Linked DNA regions of Homo sapiens: region 1 is linked to region 2. Evidence: chromatin contacts called from ENCODE Hi-C or POLR2A ChIA-PET data. All regions are on one chromosome and are shown on one strand. The core of a region is the stretch at or near the end of the contact, and the rest is flanking DNA. Distances in the headings are between cores, read along the strand shown. Region 1 overlaps PALM2AKAP2 (PALM2 and AKAP2 fusion). Region 2 has its middle 26 kb from the start of PALM2AKAP2-AS1.

Region 1 (6,242 bases), core at 3,257-5,756, 140 kb after region 2:
TGCAGGGCCTTCTGAGGGAGGAGTTTCTTCTACCCTGGAAGTCAGCTTCTGCTTCTCTTCATCTTGCTGGCATCTTCTCTACCACAATGGTTATTAGTGTCTTTAATCTTCAATCCCATGGGAAGAAAGAGCTGTTATCTCTCTTCCCATAAAGGACACTCAGTCACCTAAGACATTTCTCTGTAGTTGAACATAGCTTAGTTCTCACTCACAGAATGACATTTGAATAGTTCTAAAGGCTCATTGCAAACATGAGCACCCTACGGTGTTACAAAGTCCCTGTGGATTGGCTGGCATGGCTCTGCTGATAGGGCTGAGCTCACCTACGTGACTCTAATCTGCGTGTTGCCTGAGTCCACTCTTGTTTACCCTGCACTAACAGGCTAACCATGATGCTGTCTCTTTCTGGCAATGGGAGAGGTACAAGAGGGCTGAGCAGAAACAAGGCCTAGGCTCAGACTGCCCACAAGCCATCTGCCAAACCAAGTCAATGAGCAAGCCCAAAACCAAGGGAAGAGACAGCCAGCCAACTTTTAGTGGAAGGAACACAGATCAGGGAAGGGTGAAGAATGGGGATGAATAATTCAGTTTTCCAGGAGCATGATTGTTGAATTGAAAACTGCAAGCATTCAGGAAAATGGACCGGCATTAGGGAAACTACAGAAAAGACATTTAAAAAGAAAGAGGACTGGCTGGGCACAGTGGCTCATGCCTGTAATCCCAGCACTTAGGGAGACCGAGGCAGGTGGATCACCCGAGGTCAGGAGTTCAAGACCAGCCTGCTCAACATGGCAAAACCCCATCTCTACTAAAAATACAAAAATTAGATGAGTGTGGTGATGGTCGCCTGCAATCCCAGCTACTTGGGAGGTTGAGGCACGAGAATCGCTTGAACCCGGGAAGCGGAGGTTGCAGTGAGCTGAGATCATGCCACTGCACTCCAGCCTGGCAACAGAGTGAGACTACATTTCAAAGAATAAAAATAAAAATAAAGAGGACTAACTAAAACAATGCAAGAATGCAGAGAGAAAGGAAGAAGAGAGTAAGAGAGAATATGAGTGACTTCAAGATCAAATTTGCGATCTGATCTTTATATAATAGGAATCTTGAAAACTATAAGATCAGATGCAGAACCATTAAATAAAGGCATTTTAAGGGAAATCTTCATTACTCAAGGCAAAACATTAATCTGTAGATCTTTAGATTTGGGCCCCCTAGTCTAAGTCACCCCCAGCAATCAATTAGATTCTCCTAAAGAGATACATAAACTGGTTGCAAACTATAAAGTATATTAGTACAGTTGTGCCCTGAAGGTATTTTCGTCCTTGTTGTTGAACTAAGAATAGCTTGAAGACACTGAAGGAGGAATAGAGAATAGTAACCAAAGAACAAGGAACATTTCTACAAAGAAAGACTAAGGGAAATTGGGCCATTTAGTTTAGATAACAAAAGGATAATGGTATCATAACTCAGAACTTCAAGTGTATGTAGGATCTAGGCCATGTCTTAATTCTTTATGTGCAGGCCATTTTGAATATGGCAAAGACTTCAAATAAAGCATGCAAATTTCTACTTAGATGTCTATTTCCCTAGATACCTCCTAGAAGAAAGAACATAATCACCTTTTAATTCTTATTCTGTGATTCTTTACAGTGCCAGTAACTGTACAAGAAGTTCCAGGTTTACAGACATGTTTTTTTCCAAAATGTTATTTATAAATTGGTGGTGGTTTGGAAGGGCGAATGTTGTTCCTCTGCCAGAATTATTATATGTGGTGCTTAGCTTTTGAGGGCAGCCCACGAAGAAGGAAGGAATGGAGGAAGGAAGGATGGAAAAATGTAACTAGAATATTAAACCCTGGGCATTAGAATCACTTGGGAAGGTTTTTAAAAATAAGAATTACCAGGCCTCATTCTAGGAAATTTGGATTTAGTGATCCAAGTAAGGAGTCCTGTAATCTGTTTTTTAAAAGGGTGTTCCAGATAATTCTGTTGTATGGTCAGGTTCAAGAATGATTGCAGTAAATGGAAAAAAGGATAGACCATAAATGAAATCCCATTTTAATACCTAGAAACCCCCCAAGGAGAGTGGGAAGTAAATCATGTTTATAAGAAAACTGGCTTCACACACAAGGATAAAGGACAACCCAACCCTTGATTCAGACTGTTTCTGAGCCTTCCTACTTTGACCCAAGGATATGTGAAACCTGCTTTGGGGATTCCTGTAGGTGAGAGTAGCTCTGGCTTAGAGCTGAAGTCTCTCCTCCATAGGCCCCACAGTAGAGCTAAGCTTTCATTTGAAGTGGATTAGAAACAGCCTTGGTTTACCAGGCTAAAGATGATCCAGGTCAGGAAAACTGTGTGCTTTACCAAAGGCCAGAAAATTCTACCATTCTTCCAAGATTTCTTGCTAAAATTCAAAGTAATGTGGTCTTGAAGGGGTGACACCAAAGCAGCTGCAAAGGAAGAGGAAAACCCGGCTGCCACAGTGGAGAAATAGATTGTCATTCTTTTGCACAGCTTTTCCCTGGGTAATGTCAGGATTATATTTTTGGCTCCCTGGAAACCAGAATTAAAATAGGCTAAATAAGATTGGAATTGTTGAAAGCAAAATCTGTAGACGTTTCCTTTTTTGAATTTTTTGAATGTCCACATCTTCTGTATGCTTTGCTTCTTTTTGGAGTGACGTATTGAGAAAGCCCAAGAGATTGTTTCTGGCTTGGGCCCATTGCCAGCCATTGTCCGTGCCATTATTGTGTGTGGTGGGTCCCTGGAGGCCACATGTGGACCTCGGGTTGATACTTTCGGAGATTGTAGGTAGTTCGAGCCACACTAGCCCTGTTTACTTCATGTCTGCCCCAAGCATCAAGTCTTGTTGTTTACCTTGTCACTTTCCCACTTAAGATTCTCTTTCATTTCACTGGGTTTTACTAAAGTGTTTGAAATACAGGGTTTTTAACTTCCTTTGATTAGTGAGAAATATGGGGAAAATTTATCTCCCAACCTTATCAGTTGGGGGCAGACCAACCCCAGTGAAGATGAGAAACTTCATGGAGTATTAAATGAAAATGGGATGAGCTGTCACAAAGCCAGGATGTTAATTCTAGCTCTGCTGATCATTTGCTGTGTGACCTTGGGCAAGTCTTTTGCTCTCTTCAGTCTCAGTTTCCTCATATCTTCAGTGAGCCATCTCTCGGGATCTTCCAGCTCTGGTATTCTGAGTTTCTCTAATTTGAGGAGTTGGTTAGAGATCTCTTTTCTCAACAGTGTACCTGTTCCGAGAAATGTTACTGTTATAGAAGGAAGTGGTTTTGGAAACGGGTCAGAGTGGAGGAAAGAGGTTGAGTTCTCAAAAAACTAAAGGCTAGGTATAAGTAACTGATTCATCACAGAGATGACTAATTCATCAGAACAGCTGTCTGTTCTAAAATATGTCACATCAAATATTCATTGAATAAAATATTGAAGTCTCAACTGCTAACCTAGAGAGAGCCAAGCAGCTTTTAAAAAATCAGGATAGAAGTGTACTTTTCATTTCCACATTGGACCTGTGATTCTCTGAGTACCTGTGTGGGTCTCTGGTAAATACCAGAATTCACTTAATTTTCCATATTGTTAGGAGGCTCAAAGCCAAAGGCGTAGAGACATTAGGCATAAGCATATGTATCTTATTAAGCATCTGTATGTTATGTTGTGGGGTTTGGCAACCAAGAAGATGACAGTTACTTACAACTGTTCTAGAAAAGGCAACCACTGAAACATTCATTGAAATCACAAAGGACACTTGCTTGAGATTCATTGTGTTCTTCACATTTGCTATTTTTAACTCCATGATTCACTGTTCTTTTGAGCAGGGAGGGGAACACTCCACAGTGGCATTCCACATCTGTGCACTTCCAGCCGGGGTCCCCACCCCACGTTCAGCCACATTTGCAGCCCAATTATTGTTTCCATTCTTTTGTTTCCTTCCAAAATAAAACTATATATGCTATGTATACAGTAAACTATATAGTAGTGTCTCTATATTGTGTAATATTTCCTGTTTTGTCACTCCCTTCTGGGTAGCGGCCTAGCTTTTCTGCCTCCATTTAATTCATTAATTTTCTAATTTAAGCCTTGTAATACTCCCATGAGGTAGTGATGATGATGATGATGATGAAGAGAGAAGAGAAGCACAGGAGGTGAAGTAACTTGCTGCCCCCCCCTAAAAAAATTCAATGGAAGGACATACAAGATGAATGAAAAATAATTTTAAAAAAGTGAAAGAGCAAGTATTTGAACTCAACTCTGCCTAATTCTAAAGCATGTTCTCAAAAATCCCAACAGAAGTTGTTATTTTAAGCTAAATTTTTTTGAGACCTCTGATATTGAGTGAAATTACACTAACGTGCACCTCGTGATGTAGGAGGAGGGACAGGTAATGTGATTCTCCCTCCTCAACCTCCACACATGCTTCTTCAGAAGGCGGTGCATCAGACGCACCATGACTCTGGAGGTGCCGGTCTTCAGCCTATTGTGGGTGGTCATCATGATGGTGAGACTGCCCCCTTCAGGTTCTTTCATGAAGTGCAGGTTTCATTTTGGGCTTGGCTCCTTTCTGTCTCTTTTGGAAGCCCTTTGTTCCTGATTGCACTTTCTAGCCTGTGTACAGTCTAAACCTCTGCGGGAAACAGTGTGTGCTTCTGAAAAGGGCTCCAGCATAGCAAACTCACTAGAAAGCCGGACCTCAGAGCTTGACCAAACTTGGCTGGAGTCCTAGTTCTGTATTTACAAGTTGTTTGATCTTGGACAAGCCATGTAAACTCTCTGGACTTAAGTGTCCTCGCCTGTACATTGGGGAAAACTATACCCACCTTGCAGTGCTGTTGTAATGTGTAGAGGTCAGGTGTGTTTGTGAAGTGCCAAGAACAGCAGGTTGTCAGTAAGAATAGTGCTGTTGGCTGGGCACTGTGGCTCATGCCTGTAATCCCAGCACTTTGGGAGGCTGAGACAGATGGATCACCTGAGGTCAGGAGTCCGAGACCAGCCTGGCCAACATGGTGAAACCTCTTCTCTACTAAAAATACAAAAAATTAGCCAGGCGTGGTTGCAGGCGCTTGTAATCCCAGCTACTCAGGAGGCTGAGGCAGGAAAATCACTTGAACCCAGGAGGCGGAGGTTGCAGTGAGCCGAGATCGCACCATTGCACTCCAGCCTGGGCATCAAGAGCAAAATTTTGCCTCCAAAAAAAAAAAAAAAAAAAAAGAATAGTGCTGTTCTTATTGTTGTTTCTTCCATCCCCCTACAGCAGAGTTTCTTAACAGCTGTGCTATTGACATTTAGGGCTGGATAGTTATTTGTTGTGAGTGGCTGTCTTGAGTATTGCAAGATGTTTAGTAGCATCCCTGGCCTCTACCTAGTGGCTTCCAGGGGCACCATTGCCCTTTCCCAGTCATGATAATAAAACATGTCTCCAGACATTGCTGAATGTTGCCTTGGGGGACAAAATCTCTCCAAGTTGAGAACTACTGCTCAAAAGCCTGGCATTATGTGTATTGATACTAAGATGAGAATCTCACCACCGAGTAGTTCCAGAATACAGAACCCTAAAAAGATTTATGAAGATAACATTAGTGATTCTCAGTGCAAAATGACAAAGTGTTTCAGTTACTTGAAAATAAAAGGCTTCTCTTATGCACTGAGCCATGAAAGTCTGTTCAGAGTTAAAAAGAAATAGTTGCTTTTTTGGTTTTTGCATTCAGTATTGTGCTGCTTTTGCAAAGGCAATAATTTTATGACAGTTCATAAAACCATGGAATCTTAGAGTATGCATAACTGACATGTTATGCGGATCAACTCCTATCTGATTCTTGAATTTGCAATGAACGTAATGAGTGGGAGTGAAAAAACAGTCTCTCCCCAAAGCCTGAAAGTGACAGGAAACTCATTTACTTGCAAAATAAAACCCAAGTATATACTGGAACAACTCTAATTATTACAGAGGATCCTCCTTTGGGATGAAAGTTTTGTTCCCTGCAGCTCCTACCCTCTCTCTGGTCCCTGCCCTATCCTCCAAGGACCACACAGAAAAAGCCCTCTTCACTGACTGAAAAAATCTAGATGCTTAGGGTTTGTGGTCAGCTTTGCAAGCTGGCACAGGTAAGGGAGGAAACACTCTGAAATTGCAGTGCAGCATTTCAACATTTCATGTGTGTTACTTAGCAACAATAGCAGGAGGCCTGCCAGATGTACCAGAGTCATCGT
Region 2 (6,446 bases), core at 1,631-4,130:
CAAAAAGCATGCTTGTCAGACAGCCTGTTGCCAAGACCCAGGAGCCACCTCCCTGAGGGAAGCAGAGATAGAAGGAGTGGAGAAAGGCTTTTATGCCTCCCCTGGAGTTTTCCATTTACAGAGCCCCTTGGTCTATTCCAGCCAGAAAGCTGAGTCCCCCTCCCATTTTTCAAGGAGCTGATTCCTTTTAAGGCAGGCAAAAAGCTGCTTCCCATTCACCCTTCCTTCTTTCTCTATTCACCCAACCTCCACAACTCCCCAAATCCAGTAGGATAAAAAAAGGGAGGGATCTTTTTCCCTCCCTTGAAGCATGTGTAAAGCTTAACTGCATCCTGGGAAGTGTAGTTCCAGCACTTAGGTGGATCCAAGAAGTAAGATTTATGGCAGAAGTATTCTACATGCTGGGATTGTAGCTTTTCATGCACAGGGTGTTGAGTCAGCGTCTCAAAGAATCAGACAATGACGGTTAGGAGCAATACCCCACCCGTGCAGAGCTGCATTAGAATTTAGAGTTAGGTTAGAAGCTGCGCAAACACCTGTTCTGCAGCTGCAGGTGTGAGATCATCATACAAATGGAGGGCCGGCATTGATGAAGCCAACCCCATACCATGTATGACTGCTGCCTCAAAGTCTCAAGAAAGCTCACCTTATTTAAATATTTATATTGAAGAAGTAAGTTATAGGAAAGACTACTTGGAATCAGTGAAAAAATTGTTGAAGACCCCAGGATGTCTATTTCAGGAACCAGGAGAAAGTTTCAAAAATTTTCAAAATATCTTTTGAAATGTAAGCCTTCCTTAGGCAGGCAACACTTTCTACCTTGCATTATGGTTGTTTGTGTGCAACGTCTTAATACACATAGGCATATACATACATCTGCCTGCACACTTTGATAACAGGAGACATGTCTTTCTTTTATTTACATTCCTAACATCAGAGCCCAGCACACTGCTTGGAATGTCATAGGAACTCAGTGAATGAATAAAGAATGAATTCCAGCAAATGACAAAATTTGCTCTTTTTTTCTTATTGAGTATGTGGATGTTCTCATTTATCTATGTTCTATTTGGCCTTTAAGAAAACAGAAATGGAAAACCACAAGGTCATAGGCATGGGAGTGGGAGTGAGGTGAAAATGAAAATGTGAAATGGATAAAATCTGACTGAAAGTTAACAACTCAAGAGCAGAATTAAAATTCGTATTAGAGTCAACAAATAACTGAACTAAACCAGAGAAGAACTGAATAATGATTGGAGAGGATAAACTGGAAATCTCTCTCAGAATGCAGAGAAAAGGGAAAAAGCTATCCATGTGATAGGAGAGATATTGTTAGATGTGGAGGGCAGAGAATGGAGTTCCAACCTCAAAATTATAGGTATTTTGAGTTAGTAAGAATAACTGAAACAGAAATAATTATAAAGACTTTGAAGAAACAATTTTCTGTACTAAAACAAAGAATATGGTTGTCATACTCCAGGCAAAATGAATAACAATTTTTTTATGACAAAGAGAAAGAAAAATATCTTGCAGATCTCAGCTGATATCATCTAGCTGCATGGCGTGGGCAATTTTCGGAGCCTAATTTTCTTCATCTTTAAATGGGAAAGTTTCCAGAGAGTCACTAGATCCCTGCTAGACGTGACTATTTTATGATTTCATAAATGTTTGGAGGACTAGAGGGTCTAAGACAGCAATTGACTATTTTAACATCTCATTTGAGATAGAACAAGCAAAGAACAATTGCAAGTCCTCCCAAACAAGGCTTTATTGCCCCTTAATATAATTTGCTCCAGTGCATTAACTGGGATTCCAGGAATGTTCTAAGCACCCCAGATGTTCTCATAGTAACATCAGGACCTCACAGCCTCTGGCAACACTACCTGTTTTTGACTTCATGTGGAGCAGAAACCTCCTGATCACAATGATGTCTGTCAAATCCAGCATTAAGATTTTGAACACTAGGACCCTCCAACCTCCCAGCAGATTTTGGCACACTTCTTGCTCTCTCCTCTCTTCCGGAAGACTCTAGGACTAAGGCATCTTCTCCATGAGCTCCCTCTAAGTCCATGCATGCCCTCAGTCCCAATAATTTTTGGCTTCCAGAGCTCCTTCTTCTCAGCCCAGGCACCAAGCAACTTTTCAGCATTTATTCAGCATTTAAATCAACCTCAACAGTGAACACAGCCTTCCTTTTTGCTCATTTTCAGAGCCCAGCGATTTCATAGAATGGCAGGGCATCAGGTCCAGATCATTTAGACCACTGCCATGACCAGCGATAGGTATGGACTCCACTTAAAAATAAGGCTCGTAGCCGGGCATGGTGGCACAAGTCTGTCATCCTAGCTACTCAGGAGGCTGAGGCAGGAGAATTGCTTGAACCTAGGAGGCAGAGGTTGTAGTCAGCTGAGGTCGTGCCACTGCACTCCAGCCTGGGCATCAAAGTGAGACTCTGTCTCAAAAATAAAAAAAAATAAAAATAAGGCTCATAGTTCCAGGCTCTCATTTCTTCTGAGGCTTGGCTTCTAGGTTGGAGTGAATGCTGCCTCACTTCTTTTCTTCTCTGATCTCTTAAGTCGACTCTAGTGGCTGTCAGTGTGTGTGTGTGTGTGTGTGTGTGTGTAGGAATAGGCATGAATTTACCAGCCAGAATATACACACACACCCTTTCCTGTCTTGTCGTGTCCTGTTTTAGGTTATTCAAAATGTTATTCAGTGGCCACATTTACAGCAATAATAAAAATAGGCAGAAGTCATCAACACTATGAATAGTAAACACATTTAGAAAAAGGTGGCAGACAATAACGACGTCTGGGAAGTGTTTCAGTGGAGTCTTTCCTCACATGAGCACGCAGTGGTGTGGCTGCCAGAACTCCCTGGCTTCTGTACTTGATTTACGCAATGGTCTGGGTTGCCCTAGTTGTAACCATGCAGCTTGGCTCTGGGCTTCATAAATTCAGACCCCAGAATACAGTTTATTTATGTTATGACTCCATCCAAAACGTTGCAAAGAAGCCAACTCCCTTCATCCCATTAAAAAGGTATAATATGTATTTTTACTAGCCTGCAGAGCTTGGCATTCAGAGGTAACAATATGTGCTTTGTTACTCTGCAGGTTTGCCGTGAAGTGTGCTGTAATCTTTGCCAGGGGTGTGCTGCTCTCTCCCAGGAGGGTTCACAGCCCGGGAGGAACACTTCAGACTGCTTAACGACTTGCTCGGGCCTTGCCTTATATGGAATTTTTCCTTCTGCACAAGAGAATGACAACCACTTAGAGTGACAGCCAGCAGGGAACAGATGACAGCCAAAAATCCACTGTGCTCTTGGTCCCAGGATGTCCTATCTGACTTGAACTTTTGCTGTTTAGGCTTGCTCTCTGATAATGAATTTGGGAATGCCAACAGGTTTGGAGGAATAGGAGTCACTTAGAAAAGCTAGCCAGATAACTCCATTTTAGAAAGCATGGGGGAATGTCTTTCCCATTAATCCTGGTAAGTTAGTTAACAAGCACAGGGCACAATAGGTCCCCAAATAAATGGAAGAAATGGTGCAAAATGCAAGCTACAAAGTAGGTGTTTGATCATACACATTCATATTTTATTATTTAATTTGATTCAATCTTAGGGTCAGAGCTAACAGAAATAAATATATTTATTATTATTATTGATCAATAATTATTAGAACCATAAAGAAGTGTCCTCACACTCAGAGTCTAGTGTGCTAGCCCAGTAGAGAGACACCAATGATATCCCCAGGAGGTGGAAGGGAGGTTGGTGTGGATCTGGTTCAGGCACTGCTGTAAATGCTTTAGATCTACTGTCTCAGTGAATCATCACCACAACCCTATGAGATAGTCCTATTTTATCTTCATTTTGCAGATGAGGAAACTAAGGCACAGGGAGACTAAGAAACTTGCCCAAAGTCACACAGCTAGGTGTGGCTAGATGTGGCTTCTAGTTGGCAGCAGCCTAGAGTTCAAATACAGGCAGTCTTGCTCTATGAAGATTTTAACAGGCACAGGTGGAAGAGGGCAGTGCGTGTGGCAGAGATGTCAGCAAGAACATGAGAAAGGCATGGAGTAGAGAACAGGGACATGTCCAGTTGGATTGGAGTATGGGTAAGAGGGTTGGAGGAAAATTACACCATAAACACAAGCTACTGCCATATTGTGGAGGGCCATGAATGCTGATGTGAATATACTGTAATAAATATTGCTAATAATAAAAGCCAATATTTCTATGGTTTTATATTGTGTATAATATCTGTAATAGCCTAGCTTTGTTTTTACAGGTGCCCAAAAAGGCCACCAGCAGATGGATTCACTAGGCTCATTTCTCTTTGCCCTTGTCTTTCAAGTGGTTTATGTCAGGCTAGCCCCCAGGCCACCACGCTGATTTTCAGTTAAAAAGTCACTGGTATTGAGGTTTTTTAAAATTATAAATGCCTTCTTAAACAGATGTTTTACTCTAGAAATGTTTGTTAAAATATATTCTATTCAATTTCTAGTAATGGTTAGCAAATTTGCCTTGACGTTCTTGGGGTTCCTGTCTTGGCATTCATGCAGAATTTGATATAAAATTATATATACTCATAAGAAGAACCAAAGAACCAAATAGTTCTTCTTGCCAGTCACTTGGAGATTACAAAACAGCATTTCTGAGTAGAAGGCATAATCAAATATGATTTCATGAACTGATGCATATATGAGTTAGAGGCCAAGAAATATTGAATCATGAAGTAAAGTTCTTCTCATTTCTAAAATACTGTAACTCCATAATTTTTTTCTTTTTTTTTTGAGACAGAGTCTCACTCTGTCACCCAGGTTGGAGTACAGTGGCATGATCTCGGCTCACTGCAACCTCCACATCCCAGACTCAATGGATTCTCCCACCTCAGCCTCCCAAGTAGCTGGGAATACAGGTGCTCACCACCAGGCCTGGCTAATTTTTTGTATTTTTGGTAGAGACAGGGTTTTGGCATGTTGCCCAGGCTGGTCTTGAACTCCTGAGCTGAAGCGATCTGCCTGCCTCAGCCTCCCAAAGTGCTGGGATTACAGGCATGAGCCACTGAGCCCAGCTGGCTATATGTCCATAATTTTAAAGATTACAAATGACTCTATCAAAAGTTATTCTGTTGACAGTTTCAACACAATATTTACCAGTTGAAACTGATTTTTATGCTCTTGGAAGCTGGTGGCCACCTTCTTATATGTATGTTTGGTTTATTCTAGGATACTTAGTTGATTAACCACTTGGAATGAAGTAGAGTTGTGTTTTCTTTTTTTTCTTTTTTTAACTGTAGCAGAGTGACCAAGCATGCAAAGGAGGGAGAGAGAATATGATCCATGGCAAATGCAAATACCCCCTATACTCTTTCCATCTGGACTTGGTGAATTGGGCTGCCCTTCTGCAGTTGAGGGTACATGAACAGCCCAGTTTCTCATTCCCAAAAGGACACTAGGGTTTGCAGGGAATGACGCACTACAGGGGTTCCCAAGACAGCTGGGGCATCGGCCTTAAACATGAGGCGATAGGAGCAGCTCTTGTACAGAAGAGGAGTGAGATAACATGGGTCAGGAGTCTAAAAGATGGCGATCCCAGTTTACCTTTGCTTTTATTCTACTTTGATCAAATAATGTGTGATGCTAACATCATTGTATTGGAAATAGAATCATGATGCTTCCTAAGTTAAATGGCAGATTGCATGTACTGTCATGTGTCCTATCTGTCATGATGCTGACAGTTACACAATTTTGCTCTGGAAACTGGGAATTACACTTTGATTTTGGGGTAGAGGGTGTTATATTGGCTTGCTAGGCTGCCATAACAAAGTACCAGAGACTGGGTGGCTTAAACAACAGAAACTTTTTTGCTCACAATTCTGGAGTCTGGAAGGCCAAAATCAAAGTGTTGGCAGGATTAGTTTCTTCTGAGGCCTCTCTCTTTGGCTTATGGATGGCCATCTTCTCCCTGTGTCTTCACCTGGTCCTCCCTCTGTGCAAGGTTATGTCTTAATTTCCTATTCTTATAAAGACTCCAGCCATATTGGATTAAGGCCCACTCTGATGATCTCATTGTGACTTAATTGCCTCTTTAAAGACCTTATCTCCAAATACAGTCACATTCTGAGATACTGGGGATAAGGACATCAACAGATGAATTTTGGGAGGACACAATTCAGCCCATATCAGATGTGCTCTCCCTTAGGGGGTTCTAAGACAACTGGGGCATCAGCCTTAAACATGAGGCGATAGAAGCGGCTCTTGTATTTCTGTCTTTAGTCCCTTGGTCTGCCCGTTAGTCCTTCTAGAAGGAGTCCACTTGACAGATCATGATGCCCTTCAGAAGTACCCAGGTCTCTCACAGTATCTAGCAGGGCCTCCCCAGGCTACTCCAACAGACTATTGAAATTAGTCACGCGCCCCACCATATTAGAACCACTTTCCTGGG

The links. A loop is a pair of places that touch in the nucleus more often than their neighbours do. ChIA-PET counts read pairs that join two places held with the same protein, here RNA polymerase II (POLR2A). Pooled maps may share reads with other maps.
Region 1: a map of heart left ventricle shows a loop between it and region 2 (3-fold over the local background). The contact joins two enhancer-like sites. A Hi-C loop is called at or near these places in 1 of 168 maps with a recorded cell type or tissue (heart left ventricle), 1 of 37 single-sample maps with no recorded cell type and 1 of 50 pooled maps. POLR2A ChIA-PET finds 5 or more read pairs at or near these places in 1 of 52 experiments (MCF 10A).

Annotation. Positions count from the first base shown.
Region 1 is chr9:109,883,490-109,889,731 of GRCh38, forward strand. All of the region lies in intron 3 of PALM2AKAP2 (PALM2 and AKAP2 fusion), which reads left to right. Among named protein-coding and RNA genes, the nearest start is that of PALM2AKAP2, 110 kb to the left of the region's middle. Within about 2 kb of position 4,507, at least 7 of the 41 ENCODE cell types and tissues checked have a DNase peak (open chromatin) inside an H3K27ac peak, as active enhancers do; they include heart left ventricle, where a contact is called at or near this core.
Region 2 is chr9:109,742,896-109,749,341 of GRCh38, forward strand. It overlaps a transcript of PALM2AKAP2 not described here. Among named protein-coding and RNA genes, the nearest start is that of PALM2AKAP2-AS1, 26 kb to the right of the region's middle. Within about 2 kb of position 2,881, at least 16 of the 41 ENCODE cell types and tissues checked have a DNase peak (open chromatin) inside an H3K27ac peak, as active enhancers do; they include heart left ventricle, where a contact is called at or near this core.